2 separate regions of the Homo sapiens genome follow, and region 1 is linked to region 2. Evidence: chromatin loops called from intact Hi-C (ENCODE). Cell type or tissue: breast epithelium. All regions are shown on one strand. Links, peaks and the distances in the headings refer to the core of each region. The heading gives the core; the rest is flanking DNA.

Evidence for each region. A loop is a pair of places that touch in the nucleus more often than their neighbours do. Peaks named below come from ENCODE experiments on the same cell type or tissue, not always from the same donor. Only the 100,000 strongest peaks of a DNase experiment are listed, where the experiment ranks them.
Region 1: it touches region 2 in a loop (22-fold over the local background); 2 of 110 quality-filtered maps call a loop at or near these places.

The regions. Positions count from the first base shown.
Region 1 is chr4:6,273,007-6,285,819 of GRCh38, reverse strand. WFS1 (wolframin ER transmembrane glycoprotein) reads right to left here. Exons shown (of 8, transcript NM_006005.3): 2 at 8,133-8,369. The coding sequence starts at 8,364. Among named protein-coding and RNA genes, the nearest start is that of WFS1, 9.6 kb to the right of the region's middle. RefSeq lists an enhancer at 12,413-12,813. In breast epithelium, for the core only: no CTCF peak of the experiment used is centred there; a DNase peak (open chromatin) is centred at 5,269; H3K27ac peaks cover 2,423 bases.
Region 2 is chr4:6,202,800-6,209,891 of GRCh38, reverse strand. All of the region lies in intron 1 of JAKMIP1-DT (JAKMIP1 divergent transcript), which reads right to left. Among named protein-coding and RNA genes, the nearest start is that of JAKMIP1-DT, 5.6 kb to the right of the region's middle. RefSeq lists an enhancer at 3,956-4,025. In breast epithelium, for the core only: no CTCF peak of the experiment used is centred there; no DNase peak of the experiment used is centred there.

The DNA.
Region 1 (12,813 bases), core at 4,267-6,766, 75 kb before region 2:
ACACTGAGGACCAGCCTTTCTGGTCCAACTCACCCAGGGCTTTCCCAGAACCATACCGTGCCAGGCTCTGAACCGGCTCTGCAGCACCAAGTGCTGCCTGGCCACTGCCTTCAGATGACCCAGGTGTACAGGAGACAGGACTCCAGTGGGAGACCATGGGATGTGGCCAGGTGCAAAGGCAGAGAGGAAGGGTCACACCCAGTTTGGAGAGGGCAGAGGGAGGCTGGGACAACTCAAAAGTCGCAGGTGGCAGGTGAGGCCCTCACAGGTAAGGCTGTGTGGGTGAGGCATGTGTTTGGAGAAGGAAAGAATCAGATGGATTCTTCACAAGCTCTCGTGGTCAGGCACACGCACTCCAGCCCTGTGGATGGACAACTCGCCAACACAAAGGCCCCTCTCCCTGGAAGCCCCCCTCCCTGGATGCCCCCATCCCTGGACACCCCTCTCCCTTGATGCTGCTTTCCCTGGACACCACCCTCCCTGACAGGCCACCTCCCTGGATGTACCCCTCCCTAGAGGCTCCTCTCGCTGGACGCCCCTCTCCCTGGATGTCCCCGTCCCTGGAAGACTCCTCCCTGAATGTCCCTCTCCCTGAATGCCCCTCTTCCTGGACGCCCCTCTCCCTGGACGTAACTCTCCCTGGATGTAACTCTCCCTGGACGCAACTCTTGCACAGAGTTTCGGGCTCAGCTTCCTTGCCGGGGTCCTCAAGGACGCTGCTCAGAGATGGCATCAGGTCCCGCAGGGCAGCCCTTTTGGACACCCACCCTCCCCAGAGCCCCCAGACCTTGGTGCTCCCTGAATCCATCAAGGACAGTTCTCCTTCCTTGCTGCCGTCACCCTGCCAGCCCCCCAGCGTGGTTTCTGGCTGCGGGCTCAGCAGCAGACTCACTATCCCTAGAGGAACTGCAGACACAGAGCCTGCAGGCACCAAGGCCATGGGCCCACAGAGCAGCGTGAGCGATCACAATGACACAGACGCACGTGTGGATCCATGCTCCACAGTAAGGTGCTGTGCGACCTGGTGCAGGCCACATCACTGCTCCGAAGCAGCTTCAATCTGATCGTTAACATCAATCTGATAGGATGGTTTATGATGAAAAGAGATGCTTTGTAGTGAGTGGTCCAAAGTTGCTGTTCACAAGAGGAGGCTTTCTCTTCCCTCCCCCACTTCCCCAGGAGACCCCAGGGCTGTTGCTGTACTTCCCACCACAACGCCAGCACCTCTAGTGAATTCAAGTCTCCTTACTTGACCTAAGTTCACAAGTCATATTATTCTTCCCTTTTTTAAAAAAATCAAAACATGGAAGGTCCAAGTCTATATGGTGGTCTAAAAAGATTCTTCCAGTCCATAATTAATTTTTCACAGAAGTTATTCACAGCCTGACATTTCAAGACATCTCCCCGATATACAGAATCTCTCTCTCTTTTTTATTATTATTTTTTGAGACAGAGTTTCACTCTCATCGCCCAGGCTGGAATGCAATGACAAAATCTCGGCTCGCCACAACCTCTGCCTCTCGGGTTCAAGCGATTCTTCTGCCTCAGCCTCCTGAGTAGCTGGGAATACAGGCGGCCGCCACCATGCCCAGCTAAGTTTTTTTGTATTTTTAGTAGAGACAGGGTTTCACCATGTTGGCCAGGCTGGTCTCGAACCCCTGACCTCAGGTGATCTGCTGCCTCAGCCTCCCAAAGTGCTGGGATTACAGGTCTGAGCCACTGCGCCCAGCCCAGAATCTCTTTGAGATGGACACACACCCTCTTCATTATTCCAGCTTCCATATGGCAGTGGTGGGCTCGTCCTGCAGACCAGTTAGCTCAGTCCATGAAGTAGGAGCCTTCGTGGGCTCAAAGGCAAATCCCAGCATGCTCACTGCTCAGTGCCAGAAAGATCACCCCCAGAAGCCGGCTGCATCAGTGTGGACCACCAAGAACCATCAAACACACGTGTTTTCTGTGTGCTCGACCTCCGTTCCTTGCTTTTTCTGATGACTGCACCTTGATGTCCCTTTTGGGGAACCCCGCCACTCTCAGTCCTCATGGTCTGGGTGGCACTGCCCCCTCCCCTGCGCTGCACAGAAGGCCCGCACCCCCACCTGGCCAATCAGAGTTGCCAGGTCATCTCCCTGACTACAGCACCTGGTTCAGGGATGGACACAGCCCAGCGGAGTTTGTGCTAGAACTGCTGGGAAATGGGCTTTCACCTTCTGCTCATCTTGGCACGTGGATGCCAGCTTGAACTGTGGAAGGTCACCCTGTGGGCAGAGCCCCTGAGACACAGGCAGCACAGGAAAGCAGAGTGGAATGGGGGCGGGGGAGTACTTCCTGATGACATCATCTGAGCCCCTGGATCCAGCCGTGCCTGAAGCAAACTACTCTAGGCTCTACAGATCTATGGACTCATCAATCCCTTGCCCCTCTACTTTTTTGGCTTGTGTCAATTTATATTGAGATTTTGTCACTTACAACTAAAAGGGTCCTGAATCTAACTCATTCTTTGAAAGTCTGCCTATCAATCACAAAATAGCAGTGTGATCAGAGCTGGATACCATGGGCAGGTCTCCTTCCCTCTGTGAGGTTCTATGGAGAACACCCTACATCTTTTTAATTATTTGTCATGCACGGGCCCTATGGATTTGAGAGATTCATGGATGCCACGTGGAATCAGTCAATGACCCTCACTTTCTCAGGCACTACCTAGGGCATCCTCCAGGATGCGCCCCTTCCCGGCACAGCCCACTGCCATATCTTGCTGGAACCTGGGTCATCGTCCATCGTCTATCACAGGCTCCGCCAGCCTTCGTGGATGCCATCTATGTCCGTGGGTCTCACCCGTCTCGCCACCAGCTTCCACTACGACGCTGGACAGTACACAGGGAGCAGACGGGGATTCCAGGAGGAAGCCACTGCAAATAGGGCCTGCAGCTGCCCTCTCTCCTTCTGAAATCCTAGCATAGTCCAGGACACAGCACCTCCCTGGCTGAGCAGCTGAACTGCCAAGCTCAACTCCCTGATTGAGCAGATATTCTGCAGAAATAGAAAAGGATGGAGGGAAGGCTTCTTCCCACACAATGAACATCAAACCCACCCAAGGGGCAGTGGCTGGGGCCTCCCTTCCCAAACAGCTGGCTCAAAACATGCACAAAATTTTCCCAAAGTGGGCTGGGAGCAGGGCAGCTGGCTTCCACTTTCATATTACTGATGCATCCAGACATACTTCCATAGTGTTTAAAAATTTTTGGATGTATGTCAAATGCTCTTAAGAGTGCGATCTTAGGCATGTGGTAAATAAATATGATGTAATCCTCCCGTCTCCAAGGGTGCTGCTGCCCTCTCCCTCCCTCCCTCACTGGTCCTGGGCAAGCCCTTGACCTCCACGATCTCTCTGCGCCTCTCGTGACGCCCACAACAAGGGGCTGTGCCAAAGGGAAAGGTAGAAAGAAAAGAGGATGTGCTGTGTGCTGTCATCATCCCTGTGCCAGAGACAGGGCACAGGGTGGTGGCCTTGCACCACCGGCGCATCCCCCACATGGGGAAGCTGGGGTCACCCTGCACCACAGGCATCCCATCAGCCTCTGTGACACTGACAATGATTCTCGTGAATGGACAGGCTGAATGGTCCTCAGCCCTCTCTTTCTATGCTGGCTGAACTCTGAGGCGGGAACAGGACAGACAGTGGCTGGAGGCCCTGGCAGGGAGGGCACCCTTCTAACAGGCCCTGCGTAGCCGAGGGCACCAAACTGACAGGCAGGACCCCTGAGCTCACCACGGCCTGCCCTGGGCCAGGCAAGAACGAGCACGTCCACCCATGAGAGTTGGGGCTGTGTAGGTGACTGTAGACATCACCCACAGTGGGAGGGTTCCTGGAGGTGACGTCCGAGGCTTGGAGCGCAAAGTAGGACAGGCACACTGCCAAGTTCCCAGAAGACTGAGTGCCACCAGATCCTGTGGCCAGTCCTCAGTGTGGTGTGGGGGGCTCAGCAGGAGCACATCAGCAATCAGATGGGCCAGGTCAGGATAAAGAACAGGCGTGACAGCTGCTTCCTAAATAATCAACGGTGGGTGCCCTGAGTAGCACCTCCTGCTGTGCCTGTCCCCAGGGCAGCAGGGGCTCAGCGCACTCCCACATCTGCATCAGAGCCCCAGTCCCTCCTGGGCCCCCTTGTACCCTCTAAGACTAAGCTCGGACCCCGCCGGGAACCACCCCCAGGACCCTACCTCAGGCTGTGCCACCACCGTCCACCTGGCAGCCCCAGCCAGAAACCTGGAGGCCACCCTGGCTTTCTCCCCTCCATGTCTACCTGTCCCTCAGCCTTCTTGTGGCCTGGCTACTCCTCTCTCTGCTCCGCCTCCTGGCTGGCCTTTAATGTAAACAATCCATCTAACAGCTGAGCCCCACTCACGACAATGCCCTCTCCTTTCCCTGACCCTCAGGGCCCTGCTTGGCCTGGCTGACCTCTTGACACCACAGCCAATTCCTCATGGGTCTTGGGTGCCCCCCACTGGGCTCCCTCTCTGCCCAGGGTGCCCTTAGTGTAGGAGCTGGGGTGCCTGCTTTCCCCACACCCGAAGGCCCTTCTTTGTCCCTCGCCCAGCGGCTCTAACTGGCAGTGCAGCCTCAGTCAGCATTGGTGGGTGCTTCCTGGTGGGGTGCACCTCCTCCCCAGGGCTCCTGCTCCTGTCCGCATCTGTGTCCCTGTGGCTGCCAAAGCAATCCCCCTACCCCCAATGGCTGGGAGGCCTGGCAGATTCAGCAGTCGTGTGGGCTGGCCACCCACTGGGGTCAACAGAAAGGGCATATGACTGCCCCAGAGTCTCACAGTGAGCTGGGCCACCTCACAGTAGGGTGATTCCCTGGTCAAGGCGGTGGCAGCACTGCTGTAGAGACTTGTAGAGATGAGAGTGCTGCTGCTCGGAGACGGAGTGGCGGGTACGACTCGGAAAGCTCCCGAATCTCACCTCCTTCCCTCCTCCACCAACCCCAGGCCTTGTCCTACTGGTAGACCCGTGAATGACAGAGACAGCAGGAGAGCTCAGGGCCGCATAGTGGGAAGGGGTGGGGCCTCGGCTGGTACCCAGGAGGCCTGAGTGCCCACCAGGGCCACATGCTTAGCACACACTTAGCACAGGCCAAGCACATGATAGCCACAGCATGCCCAGCCTGAAGCTGAGACGATGACACAGTCTGCTTTCCTTCCTCCCACCTGCACCAGGCCTGTCCCTCTGTGCATCTGAGCCCGCCCTTTAGCCCCAGGGCTAAACAGAACAGGCCCAGAACAGGCTCTCTGCCAGGGCGTGGACTCGCACAGCCGTGTCACGGTGGCTGAGTGAGGCTTGGTGTCAACTCTACCTCTCTGTGCCTGCTGGGTCACCTGGGACCAGGTGTGACAAGCCCAGCTTTATTCTCTTGTTGAGCAGAACAACAGATCCCCCCAGGGCTGGAGACAACACTGAGGTGATCACAGGACTCACCACAGCTGCCTGTGAAGAAACGGCCCCTGCCCATCAGCCCTGGGGCAGCCACCGACAGGCAGGTGCCGGCCCTGGCCCACTGGCACATCACTTGGGCTGCTGTCAAAAATCAGGACAGACAACACCTCTCAGCACGTGGGCATCCACGCTCCACACAGGACACAGTTTCCCCTCTCAGGGCTGCCATGAGGAGTCCCGCCCTGGCACAGGGACGCCCAAGAGCCTCACAACTCCCTGCAGTCTCCTTTCTAGCCGGAGTCACTGTTTCCTTTACCTGTCTGGGCCCAGGAGCCCCTGAGCTTCCAAGCCCCGACCCGTTGGCAGTGGTTCCCCAGGTGGCAGGTGACTTGCCAAGGCCACAGAGCCAGGATGGGAAGGAAGTGTGGGGCTCCAGCCCAGTGACGTTTCTGAAGCAGCCCCTCCCCAGCCTTGCTGAATGAAGGGCTGAAAAGGGGGTCAGTTCCTCAGGGAGGCAACCAGAGAAGGGCAACCCCAAGGCTGCTCTTCTCCTGTTTCCCAAGTGTACAGGCCAAGGAGCAGCTCAGATGGGGCTCCGACGATGCCTCCTCCAGGCAGTCTTCCTGATGCCCTGAAGAGTGACCAGGCCCTCCTGGGGTGCCCCTAGGGGACTGCAATGTGGGTTGTCCCCCGCGCTACATGAGCCCCAGAATGTAGTTCCTTGTTCACTCCTGTCTCCCATATTGCTCAGGGCTCCCGGAGGGCAGGACTGAGCCTTCACTCCTGTCACCAGGGCCTGGCCAGGCACTGATCTAGGGACAGGCCAACCTGCTCTGTGCACTTCTCTGAGCCTGGGACATGGGGATCCCTGGGCGCAGATGACCTGAGGCCCATAGTGAGCACAGGCTCCACGGTATGTTTAAATCTCCCCTCCACCCTTCACCAACCACGGGACGCTGGGTCATCTACTTAAGCCCTCTATCCCTCGGTTTCCCATCTGAAAAACAGGGCAGCAGCAGAGCCTGCCTCCCAGGGCTGTTAAAGAGGCAAGTGGGCTAATGCCCTAAAAAGATGCCTAGCTCGGGGAAGTGTCAGTTAAATAGCTACCCTTGTTGTTACCTATTGGTATTTCAACTGATGCTCACCCACCTATGTTGGCTGGATGGGGGAGCTAAATAACAGATTCTCGCAGCAGCTGCTACTGGCAGGGACCCTGGGCCCTGCCCTCCCTGCGGCCACTGGGCATGCAGGGCCAGGCCTGCTTTGGCCACATCAGTGACCAGTGACTGGGAGACGGGATGCCCACTGCCCCCAGCTGCAGGCCCAGTGGTGGGGACTGGGCTGTCAGGCGGCGCCCAGGGCTTGCTCTTCACCACCCCCACATTGGAGACCGAAGCCAAACAAACCACAGCTGCTTCCTGACTCTTCTTATCTGAAACACACAGTCTTGGACTCTGTCCTTTGCGGGCTGTTCTCATTACCCAGATTGAAACCAAGCTTCCGAGCCCTGGTATCTGTTCCCCTGAAGCCGTGAGGCTGGGCCCAAATCCCGGGGTCAGGCCCTCATCCGCCCAGAGGCCTCCAAAACAAAGCAGAGGAGCACAGTGATCTTTTAAGGAGATGCAAAGACAAACAGGGCCCAGGGCTGCAGTGAGTTTCCAAGGGCACGCCCAGCATAAGTGGTACATGGGAGCCTCAGCGCGCTGCGACCACAGCAGGGAGGCCCCACGGCCCTGCCAGTGGGGTGACTGGGACAAGAAGGAAACCTGGACCACTCGAGCACCTCGTCTCTCACCCGCTGGGTCTCTTGGGCAAGTCACCTAGACTCGGTGTCTCAGTTTCCCCTCTCAGGACTGCCATGAGGAGTCCTGCAGGCACATGGAAAAGGCTGGTGTACACAGCAGGCACTCACCATGGGTCTGGGGCTTCTGCATGGGCAGGAGGGGCAGTGATGAGCTGGGACTGAGCCTCCCTGGCAGCGGCCTCTCTAGCAAAAGTGAAGGCTGACCGAGGCCTGAGTCAGCTGGAGAAGGTGCCCAGGGGCCGGACTCCCCTGGCTCACACCCACCACCCTCACATCACCACCCAGGAACCAACAAGCCTGTCAGCTCTGCCTGTGAACACCAAGGGCCTCAGCTCTGCTTTGAACACCCAGGGCCTCAGTCAGCTCGGCCTGTGAAGACCAAGGGCCTCAGTCAGCTCTGCCTGTGAACACCCAGGGCCCCAGCATCCCGCCTCAGGATGGAGGTGAAGGACGCCCGTCCCTCACAAGTCTCCCTCAGGGAGAGGGGAAACTCAGCACCAAGGGCTTCGCCCGCATGTGGCCTCACTCCCGAGAGTGTGGCTGTCACCTCTGGCCTGCCACCCTAGTTGGTTACAGAGGGCCCGTGAATTTACTCCACATGTTTGGACGCTGTTGCAAATGGAAGCTGTGAAGTGCTGCAGAGGCCCTGGGAAGAGAAGGACTGCAGAGGAGTGGGGGCACCAGCACCACCTCGAGTGGGTGCCACAAAGGTGACAGGTGCAAGGCTCTGAGGAGGTGGGTAGCCCCACTGGATGGACGCCTGTGCACAGCATGGGAGCTGCACAATGCTGAACTGCAGAGGACCTGGCGGGGGGACCCTCCAGGGGTGGCTGAACCCCGTTCCCACCCAGCTATCCCTGAACATCCCCAGCCTGGGCTTCCCAGCCTGCTCCCTTACCGGTGCCGTCTGCTCTTTCCCGGCTCCTGGTATGCTGGGCCTGGGGTTCAGCGGGGGCCGCTGCGTCTCTAACACCAGGGCCAGGGCCAGCCTGGGGTCCGGGTGCTCGGGGCCTTTCGCTCCTCTCCTGCTCCAACGAGGCTGTGGCATTGAGTCGGGAACGCGCCTGGGGCTGCGGTGCTGGCGGGGGCTGTGGGCAGGAGGGGCCCAGCGGAGCAGTGTTGGAGTCCATCCTGCCTGGAAGAAAAGTCAAGGTCAGGCACATCCAGCACCGGCAGAGCCCGCTCTGGCACTTAGTGTCTGCTGGAGACAGAAAAGCAGAGGGAGGCAGGTGGGAGCTGCCAGACACTCCATACAGGATCTCGCTGACACTCAGTACAGTCCCCATGGGCCAGCACCGCTTCCAGGGAGGAAACCATGGGAGGACACTCACCCACGTGACTCTACAGATGGCATGGCACTTACAATCTCAGACCTGCACATGCCGAGGCCTGGAGTCCCTGCCTCACTGGGCATGAGCCACACAACCCTGGCCTTCCCTCATCCAAGAAACGGGGATGATGATAGCAACACCCAGAGCCCACCCATGTGGAGCCTGGCTGCAGGGGGCTGAATTGGGCCCCACATCATGTGCCCACCAATGTCTGTGAATGTGCCCTTATTTGGAAAAACAGGTCTTTGAAGATGTATTTAAGGATCTTGAAATGAGATCAGCCTGGAGTAGGGAAGCCCTGGCTCCAAGAGCTGATGGCCTATAGGAAGAGAAGTGTAACAGAGCCATGCGGAGACGGGTGACAGTGGCCAAGGAGCAGGAGGACCACTGGCCACTGCCAGAAGCTGGACAGAGGCGAGGAACTGAGCCTCCCTCAGAGCCTCCAGGAGGGACCCACCCTGCCCACACCTTGACTTCAGACTTCTGCCTCCAGAACCATCAGAGAACAAACCTCTGTTGTTTTAAGCCACCAAGTTTCCAGTAGTTTCTTACGGAAGCCCTAGAAAACTAATACGCTGGTACTGAGTAAAGTTAAGTAAATATGAGAGGGGAAGGGAGCTGGGGAGGGGAGAAGAGGGCAGGGGAGAGAAGAGAGGGAGCCAAATGGGTGGAGCTGGGATTCATACCCAGATCTGCCGCTCCACAGCCCCCACCCCAGGCCCAAGCCACAGCACCGAAGTCAGAGGACTGATGCCCCAGAAACCAACACAGAGAGTAAAAAGCAAACTAAGGCAAACAGTGCGGTGGGGGCATCAGAAGAGACTAGAGTGAGCAGAGATCCCGTGACCCGTGTCACGCCGGAGCAAGGGCTTTATTTTATTCAACAGAGGCCCTCACATGCTGCTTAGCAACATGGAAAAACACCACCATCCCTGTAATGAAGGACAACCACCGGCCACAGACACAGAGCTGAAAGCGCTGCAGGATCCCGAGCCCCGGACCCGGATGGGCCCTGGATGAGCGGCGTTAGGGGTGGGATGCAAACCCCTGGCACTGCTGGACCTTGAACCTGCTGCTGTGTGAGGCTGTGGAAACTTTTCCTCAGATTCCCAAATGACCCTCCCAAGCTCAGGGCCACAGCCATCCTCTGAGGCACAGAGCAGGGAGAGGCTGGTAACAGAGAGTCTCGCTCCCAGCCCCAAGCTGCCGCAGCGCTGTACTCCTGGCTCTGTGCCCACCAGCTGTGTGGTCCTGAGCAGCCCACATCCCGCTCTGCACCTCAGCCTCCTCATCTGAAAATGGGGACGGGGCAACTGTGAGGACCAGTGAGACCAGACACCATGGGCAGCACGAGGGAGTCCCCTGGCCACCTCTGAACACCCAGCGCTTGGCACTGAGCAGCCAGGTCTGAGTAGGTGCCCAGAGGTCACTTTTGGGGGCAGCTGTGACTGGAAGAGTCAGGAGTGGCCCCAGGCTCCACACACAACAATTTCTGCTCCATTCCCGCTGCAAATGAGTCCTAAAGATCAGACTGGTGTCGCTCAAGAACTCTGCAGATTTCAATCCACACGTTCCTCCCTCAGAGGGACTGAGCCCTTAGTGTAAAACATCCCCCAGGTGCAAACCATGCATGGTCAAGCACACCCCCCCCCCCCACCCCACCCCCGTGCATCCCCCAGGTGCAAACCATGCATGGTCAAGCACCCCCGGGTGCATCCCCCAGGTGCAAACCATGCATGGTCAAGCTTGGGAGCCTGCTCCATCCTGTTTCCAAGTTCCCAGCTCCCGGGAACTGGCACCTTCCACAAAAGCAGCCATTTAACTGCACGTGCAGACCTAAGTGTCCCCTTAGTCAGCTGTGGCAGAGAAATACAGGATCGCACGTAGAACCCACACGCTGTGGGCAAACAGAACCACGGTCCTGCAGGCCACCGGACCACCTGAGATGGTGAAAAGTCAGGTCTTCAAATGACACGTGGCCTTGTCTACCTTCTCTCCCATGGTTCCCACTGCCCCGAAGTCAGGTGTCACTTTCTCAGACAGAGAGAGAGGGCACCTTTACTGAGGGCTGACCTACGCCAGGGCATCTCTGCCATCAAGACCAACGGCTCTGTTCTCTGTACTTGTCTTTTCTCATGAGTTTCTCGTATGGCCCTGGAAGGTAGGTCCTATTGTCGTGAGTTCCTCGCATGGACCTGGAAGGTAGATCCTATTGTCATCCCAGAGTTATAGATGGGGAAATGTTTTATCCTTCAACCTCACCCCACTTCACAGACAGGAACCCAGGTGCAGGGAGGGGAGGGACCTGCTCAAGGTCAAACAGCTCCAGGTACCAGACCTGAAATTCAAATCCAGACCTGCCCAATTCTAATGCTTCTGCAAGCTCATTTCTGAAAAAGACGACTTTGAAATCAGACCGCCATGCCACTGCACCCTCTCTCCCGGGGCCCATTCACTGCAAAACACTGGCTACCCTTCAACATCAGCATACAAATGCTGACCTCCACACTTCTGTTTCTGCAGGGCCCTCTTCCCGGAATGCCTTCTTACCCCCCTCCCCCAGCCTAGACCCTAAGCACCCTTCAAGTCAAGAGCTCCAGCGATACCTCCTTTGTGGGAGCTTCCAAGCTATGTCTGTCCCGAGTCCCTGTCTTCCTCACCTACTCAGGTAAACACACAGCACTCAGGCGATCACCTCTCCATCAGAGCCCTCCCTCTGCTAGAGGTTACAGCTGGAAGCAACATGGTGTGGGGCGTCGGTTACCCTTACTAGTGGCCACATGACCTCACTGTGTCTGTTTCCCCATATGTAAAATGGGGATAGCACCTCCCACATAGGGGTGCTATGGGGATTACGTGTGTGGCAGAAGAGAAAGCAAACTATTGGGCATTAAAAAAAAACTAAGCCGGCCAGGCGCGGTGGCTCACGCCTGTAATCCCAGCACTTTGGGAGGCCGAGGCGGGCAGATCACAAGGTCAGGAGATCAAGACCATCCTGGCTAACACAGTGAAACCCCGTCTCTATTAAAAATACAAAAAAATTAGCCAGGCGTGGTGGCGGGCGCCGATAGTCCCAACTACTGGGGAGGCTGAGGCAGGAGAATGGTGTGAACCCAGGAGATGGAGCTTGCAGTGAGCCGAGATCGCGCCACTGCACTCCAGCCTGGGTGACAAAGCGAGACTCCGTCTCAAAAAAAAGAAAAAAGAAAAAGGAAAAGAAAAACCCTAAGCCATTACTCCCAGGTGCTAAACAAAGGCATGTTCAGTTGGAAAACACTTCATAAAAGGAATTTCAGGAAAACAGATTCTAGCTGGCCTATGTACCATGTATGTCACACTGCAGTTAAAAAAAAACTGTTTAAAGTAAAATCTCTGGTTAGTAAGAATGGATGAATACAGGAGGATTAATTTTCAGGTTCCCTGGGGGTTGGCCAAGTCTGGTTTGGATCAAAGGGCTTGTTATTTCAAAACAAGCACAACAATTCCTGGTCATGGTTGGTCACAGGGACAATGAAGATCAGAAAAGATCTCCCGGTGGAAGGACCTGCTGTCTGGTCCTTCCCTCTCTGAGTCTTCCTGCATGTTACAGCCACTGTGAGCCCTGAGGGCAGGGCTGCAGCTTATCCACTCGGAAGACCGGCTGCCTTGCCAGGAATACGTTAAGCACTTAATGCATGTGGGCAGAAGCCTGAGGCAGCCTGGCCTAGGGCAGGAGCACCATCCAGGCAATAATGCTGTGGGACCTTAGCAAGTCCCTCCCCCAGACCCCAGCATCCAGGCATCTCCAGCTGCATCCACTCTGCACCCTCAGATCCCCACCTGCACGGTGGGGCACTCAGCCCCAACTCCCTACTGGTGACCACAGCAATGGCTTAGAAGCCGTCACTGTGTAAGATCCACAAAACCAAAGTTGCTAGCATTCTTTCCTCATGAGCAATGAGGCATATTTTTATCCCGTCCAAACACAAACACCGGCACCAAGGAGTTCAGCTGAGAGGCCGCCACCTGGAGAGGGCTGCAGGCACCATGCATCCACTCAGACCCGCAGCAGAATGACCACACGTGGCCTTCTGCCCTAAGGGCTCTGGCCCTCACCCAGGCCACCCCCATTCTGTTCTCTCTGGGGGGGCAACCCCATCTCCCAAGCCAGTGCCTCAGAAACAGCCCCTGTGGGAAGCCAAGATGATGTTCACTCTCTCTGATCAGTGCCTCTGCCTCCAGGATGCCAGTCCAGGGGAGTCACTGGAG
Region 2 (7,092 bases), core at 3,444-5,943:
GTCTGTGATGGAGAACTTGGAGACTCAGCCTGCCTCACAGCCCTCACGGCTGATCCACACTGTTTTTTTGTTTGTTTGTTTGTTTGTTTGTTTTGAGACAGAGTCTTGCTCTGTCACTCAGGCTGGAGTACAATGGCATGATCTCGGCTCACTGCAACCTCCACCTCCTGGGTTCAAGCAATTCTCCTGCCTCAGCTTCCCTAGTAGCTGGGACTATAGGCGTGTGGCACCATGCCCAGCTAATTTTTTTTTTTTTTTTTTTTTTTTAGTAGAGATGGGCTTTTGCCATGTTGGCCAGGCTGGTCTCAAACTCCTGACTTCAGGTGATCCACCCACCTCGGCCTCCCAAAATGTTGGGATTACAGGTGACAGTCACCTTGGCCAGACCCACCCTGTTCCTGGAGGAAAATCCCACAGGCCCCTGGTCCCATCTCCCTGCCCAAGGGAGGAGCCTTATGCCGTGCAAAAGCCTGGATCAGCTACCTTCATGTTCACCAAAAGATGGACAGTGCGCACCACTGTCTTAAAATTTTTGAGATAGTTATAGATTCACATGCAGTTGTAAGAAATAATTCAGAGAGATCCCATATCCATCCCCCTTTATTCAGACATCTCTGGTTTAACATGAACTTGTGTGTGCATGTTTAGTGCTATGTCTCTTATCACGTGTAGGTTTGTGTGCCCAGCACCGCAGTCAAGATACAGAACAGCTCTAAACAAAGAAGCCTCAGCTACAGCTTTTATAGCTTTTATAGAAGGCTCAGCTTTTATAGCCACAGCCATTTCTCTCTTCCCTTCCCCAAGTCCTGGCAACCATGGATCTGTTTTCTGTCTCTATAATTTTGCCATTTTGATAAAGTTATATAAATGGAATCATACTGTCTTTTTCACTCGGCATAATTCTCATCCCTGTCTTTTTGGAATTGAAAGTGAACTGATGGAGAATATGAACTTGGTGTGGTTTTCCGATACTTTTTGTGTGAGTGAACATGGCCAAGTTACCTATGCTCCCTCTATCTCCTCTGGAACATGGAACTAGCGCAGGGATGGAAGGAGGGAAGATTCTCTGCCATGAAGGCTGGCAGTGTTCACCAACTGAGCACATTGGATGTGCCAAACTCTGTTTTAGGTGCGCCATGAGTGTCATCTTCTGAAACAGCCTAAGTAGCCTATGAAGTAGGTTCTGTTCCTTTCAGTGCTCAGATGAGGGAGCGGGGGCTCCAGGTGATGCAGGGAGTGAGCGGTGGAAGCAGGATTCCAGTCCCAGACTTCCTGGCAGGCGTGGGGTGTGGCACCATCTCTATTTGACAGAGAGAAGTCTGAGGCTCAGAGAGGTGAAGGAACTCGTCCTAGGGACACAGCTAATTTATGCTGAGCCAACAACAAAGCCTGGTACTCCCTATTCCTCCCCTAGCCCTGGCTTTTCTGGGTCCCTCTGCCTCAGGGGCTTGCCTGGAGCTTTCCCGGAAGCACAGAAGTGGGTCCCTCCTGCATAGGAGATGAAAGGAGGGGAGTAGATATTGCGAGCTGGGCTGACTGGTGTGAATCCTGGCTCTACCACTTTCCGGCTGGGTAAACTTTGGCAAGTTATTGAACCTTCACATCCCTCAATTTCTTTTTTTCTTTCTTTTATTTGAGACAGTCTTGCTCTGTCCCCCAGGCTAGAGTGCAATGGCACGATCTCGGCTCACTGCAGCCTCTACCTCCAGGGTTCAAGCGATTCTCCCACCTCAGACTCCCGTGTAGCTGGGACTACAGGCACGCGCCATCACCCCCGGCTAATTTTTGTATTTTTAGTAGAGACAGGGTTTCACCATGTTGGCCAGGCTGGTCTTGGACTCCTGACCTCAGGTGATCCACTTGCCTTGGCCTCCCAGAATGCTGGGATTACTGGCATGAGCCACCATGCCCGACCTACATCCCTCAATTTCTAAGGGTAGGGTGGGGATTAAAATGAGTTAATATATATGGACCTCAGCCCAGTACCTGGCACACAGCATGTGCTCAGTCAACGTTATTGCTATTAACAATATGAGTTTTTATTTACCCCTGGAGCCAGGCTGTCTGGGCTCTAGCCCTGGCTCTACTGGTTGTGTGATCTTGAGCAAGCTCTCCAACTAGGGCTGTTGTGAGGACTAAGACTTGGAGGCCAGCCAGAGTGGCTCACATCTGTAATCCCAACACTTTGGGAGACTGAGGTGGGCAGATCATTTGAGCCCAGGAGTTTGAGACCAGCTAGGGCAGCATGGCGAAACCCTGTCTCTACAAAAAATTAGCCAGGTGTAGCGGCGCACACCTGTAGTCCCAGCTACTTGGGAGGCTGAGGTGGGAGAATCACCTGAGCCCGGGAAGTTGAGGCTGCAGTGAGCTGTGATCCTGCCACTGCACTCCAGCCAGGGTGACAGAGACCCTGTCTCAAACAAACAAATAACAACACAAACGAAAAACCCACAATGAACTTGGAAAGTATTTAAATCAGTGCCTGCTGCAGCTCAAGCTTGGCCATGTTTGCTCTCAGTATCATTGCCATCCTCCCTCTTGCCCTGGAAGCACAGCCCACTGCCCAGAAGGCAGGACTTACAAGGGGGATCAGTTTCAACCACCCAGTGGAGGGGAGAGTAACGCCACTTAAAGAGTCCTGGCCTGTCCTTCTGGGACTGTGGCTCAAACTGCCCTGGCTCTGGCCCTTGACCTCCCTCATCTGGATCAGTTCAAAAGCCTCTAGTGTCCACCTTCCCATCAGCCTCCATGCAAAGGCTGCACCAGCTTCAGTGTGCAGTGCCCTGTTCAAAATTCACACATCAGCAGATGTTCCAGTGTGGCCTTCAGGGCTGCCCATGATCTGACTTTGCCAGACTCTCCAACCTTGTCTGCCCTCTCGGGGACGCAGGTGGGAAATTCATGGCATGGTCCTCGTGCTTCCAGCCCTTTGCACATGCTGGTCCCTCTGCATGGCTTCTGCTCTCATTGTCTGACCTCAGCTCAAGGGTTTTCTCCTCTAGGAAGCCTCTCTGGACTCCCTAAGCAGTCCTTATTCTGCAATTTTTTTTTTTTTTTTTTTTGCCACGGTCTCACTCTGTTGCCCATATTGGAGTACAGTCGCATGATCCTAACTCACTGCAGCGTTGAACTCCTGGCCTGGCCTCAAGTGAATTTCCCACCTCAACCTCCTTCCAAATAGCTAAGAGTACAGGCACTTACCACCACATCTGGCTAATTAATTGTAATTTTTTTTTTTTTTTGTAGAGACAAGGTCTTGCTATGCTGCCCAGGCTGGCTTGAACTCCTGGTTTGAAGGGATCCTTCTGCCTCAGCCTCCCAAAGCACTAGGATTATAGACATGCGACACTGCACCTGGCCCCTTCCTCTGCACTTTTATAGCCCAGGGCTACCCCATCAGAATGATCCAGGTACTCTTCTGTCTCTCCCACTGGCCCATGAGCCCTTGGGGGCACAAACAGCTGTTTCCCTGCTGTGTTCCTGGTGCCTAGGCAGAGTGCCAGCACAGTAGATGTGCACCGGTCTTGGTGGGATCTTCCACGGGGCTGGTGAGGTCAGGCTGCTCTTCCACACGTGCTCACAGGCCTCCTTTAATCCTGCCACTCTCGCCCTGCCCCAAGAGCCCCCAGTGGCTCCCTTTCAAGTGGAAGGTCAAATCCTAACTCTGGGCCTTCATGCTGCTGTTCACTGGCCCTGGGACATTGTTTCTGTTCCTCTTCTTCTAGCTAGCTAATACTCAAGCTAACCACCTCAAGGAAGACTCTGCCCCTCAGACCAAGCCAATCTCCATGTTACATGGTCTCCTACCAACTTCTCTTCCTCCTTTAGAATTATCACAGCTGTAGATAAATAACCATATAATTCATAATAACTAAAGGTATGTCCACATCCTGGAAACTGTGATATGGGAACTCATTTGGAAAAAGAGTCTTTGCAGGTATGATTAAGTTAGGGAGCTTGAGAAGAGATCCTCCTGGGTTATCTGGGTGAGTCCTCCATCCAATGACATCCTTATAAAAGACACTCACACAAAGAGGAGGAAGCCGTGTAATACAGAGGCAGAGACTGGAGTGATGCGGCCGCAAGCCAAGGAAGTCCTGGAGCCACCGGGAGCTGGAAGAGGCCAAGAAGGATCCTCTCCTAGAGCCTCTAGGGGAAGCACAGCCCTGCCAACACCCTGACTGTGGACTCTGGCCAGGCATAACTGTGAGAAAATAAATGTCTGTTGTTTCAGGCCTCCCAGTCTGTGATACTGTATTAGGGCAGCCCAGGAAACAAACCCAGAGTCACATATATTCACTCACTGAATCCCCACCCAAACCTATGCAGTTATTATGATTAAAAGATTAATCTTACAGATAAGGAAACTAAAGGTTCACTTACTTGCCTAAGGTCACCATGGGTACCTGACACAGCTGGAATTTAATCCCAGCAGCCCAGCCCTGCAGTGGTGGTGGTGACCACACTCTACTCTGCAAGAGCAGCAGGAACTGAAGTTTCTTTCCACCATCTTTGCAAGTGACCAGCCCATCACAGGTGTTGGGTGCTCACAGCTTCCCAGAGAGGAGCCCCTCTGATGAGAATGTTTGTCTTTATAGGGAGCTGAAACCTGCCTCTCTACCACTTCCAGGGCTCAGGGCACTTCCTCCCTACCACTTGTGGGCTCAGGGCACACGGGGCGGGGAAAGCAGCTTTGGCTTCGGAAGACTCGTGGCTTCCATGCTGCTTGCTGTGAGTGAGCCCCTGGGCCCCAACCTCTCGTCCCTAATAGGGAGATCTTGGTGGTACCTGACCCCCTGCCCCATAGGTCGTCCTGAGGGTTATGTAGTGACCACGTGGTGGCAGCGGGGGTGAATTCCTTGTGAAGCTAAGTACAGACCCTTCCAAGGCCTGGGAGAGCCAGAGCTCTGGGTTCATGTGGCCTTGTGTTTGGAAATACTTTCCAAAAGCAAGATATTTTAGCTGTAACTGGCTAAGCTGGCTGCCAGGGTTTCCAAGACAGGGTTCCACAGACTGAAGAGCTTTAACAACAGAAACTTATTTTTCACAGTTCAGGAGGCTTCAAGTCTGAGACCAAGGTGTTGGTTTCCTCCAAGTCCCCTCTCCTTGGCTTGCAGATGGCCATCTTCTCACTGTGTCTCCACAGGGGCTTCCTTCTGTGTCTTAATCTCTTCTTATAAGGACACCAGGCATATTGCATTAGGTCCCACCCTAAAGACCTCATTTAAGCTCAGTGACCTCTTTAAAGGTCCTATCACCAAATACAGTCACATTCTGAGCTCCTGGGGGTTAGGGCTTCAGCACTCAAGTTCTGGAGGACACAATCCAACCCATAATACCCTCTGTCTCTTTCCCTATGCCGCCCTCATCATGCTTCCTCCCACTTCGGAGCTGCTGCGGAGGCCAAGGGCATTTTGGGGATGTAGCTGAAGGGGGATTGAGTTGGGGATGCCTTGGTTTGGGTTTAGTGGGGTGTGTTTATGTAGGTCTGAGCCAGTCTGTGTGGGTCGAGTTGTTGCTCCCTGAACAGGCTAATGGCTCCCAGGAGTGCCCTCCTTGCCATGGCACTGGCAATGTGTGCTATGGTGCCTGGCACCAGGAGTCTATGGGCAGAGGAAGAGACATAAGGGTTGAAAATGTCATTCTTCCAATAGGAGAGGTCTGGATTTGCAGACCCTCAGAGTCACAAGGCAACTGGGGGTGTCGCATAGCCCAGGACTGCTCAGCAGGAGTCACCTGGGGCATTTAGTAAAATGCTGATTCCTAGACCCTGCTACTCTGAGGCTTCAATTCAGTGGGATGTGGAGGAGCCTGGGCATCTGCATTTCTCCTATGCCTCTCCAGGTGATGGGCGCCAGCACTGAGGTTTAGGAGGTGTTAGTCGAGTCATGTTCTGGTTTGCAATTGTTCAGTTGCTTTTCATCATGAAAATTAATAAAATCCCAGTAAGAAGCCTGGAAGAAATAGAATTCTTCCAAGTGTTAGCATTCATTTATGAAAGAATGATAGACCTTTCTCCAAATTTGAAAACAATCTCAAAAAACTACCTGAGATTACCAATAATGAGTTATGAGGCTGACAAAGTTTTCCAACCAACATTAAAATTTGTTCCCATCATTATAGGAGTACTCTGAATTATCTATTTTCTCCACAGGAAAAATATTATAAAATCATTGGCTTCCAAAGAGGTAATCAAAAATGACGAAGAAGCAAAAAATGTAAAAAAAAGAAGATATTATAAAGGTGGATATCAGGTATCCAATTAATACAATTTTATATTAGTTTTATAATGTTTTCGCAACGTTTTTGATATTTGTCAACTTAAAATATTTTAAAATTTGTTGTGATTTGTTATTATTCTAAATAAGTTTTCATTTTTGTACCAAGTCTTGTACTGGGGTTTTTAAATTCTTCTTCCTAAGGGGGACTGTAGCGGCTCCAGGTTTTACAAAACCTGGATCTACTAACCAATAGTTGCCTGTTCAAAAGTCATTCTTCTTCTTTTCCTCACTAATGGAACCCTGACTTTGTTTCAGGCAGCAATGTACCTTCAATTAAAAAAAAACATCCTTGGCCGGGCGTGGTGGCTCACACCTGTAATTCCAGCATTTTGGGAGGCCAAGGTGGGTGGATCACCTGAGGTCTGCAGTTTGAGACCAGCTTGGCCAACATGGCAAAACTCCATCTCTACTAAAAATACAAAAATTAGCTGGGTGTGGTGGTGTGGGCCTGTAATCCCAGCTACTTGAGAGGCTGAGGCAGGAGAATCACTTGAACCCGGGAGGCGGAGGTTGCAATGAGCCAAGATCACGCCATTGCACTCCAAACTGGACAACAGAGCAAGACACCATCTTAAAAAATAATAACAATACTCCCAGCCTCCTCTGAAGCCAGGGCTGGCCATGAGACACCGTCCCAGCCAATGAGATAAAACAGAGCTCTCTGGGGAGAGTTTTCAGGAAAGCGGTGAAGTGGAGCTGACCTAGTGTGGGTATGCCTTTTGTTCTTCCCCTTCTTGACTGGAATAGTGATGAGATGTCTGGGAAGAGGCAGCCAACTTGCCACGTAGAAGACATTTTGAAAAAGAAAATT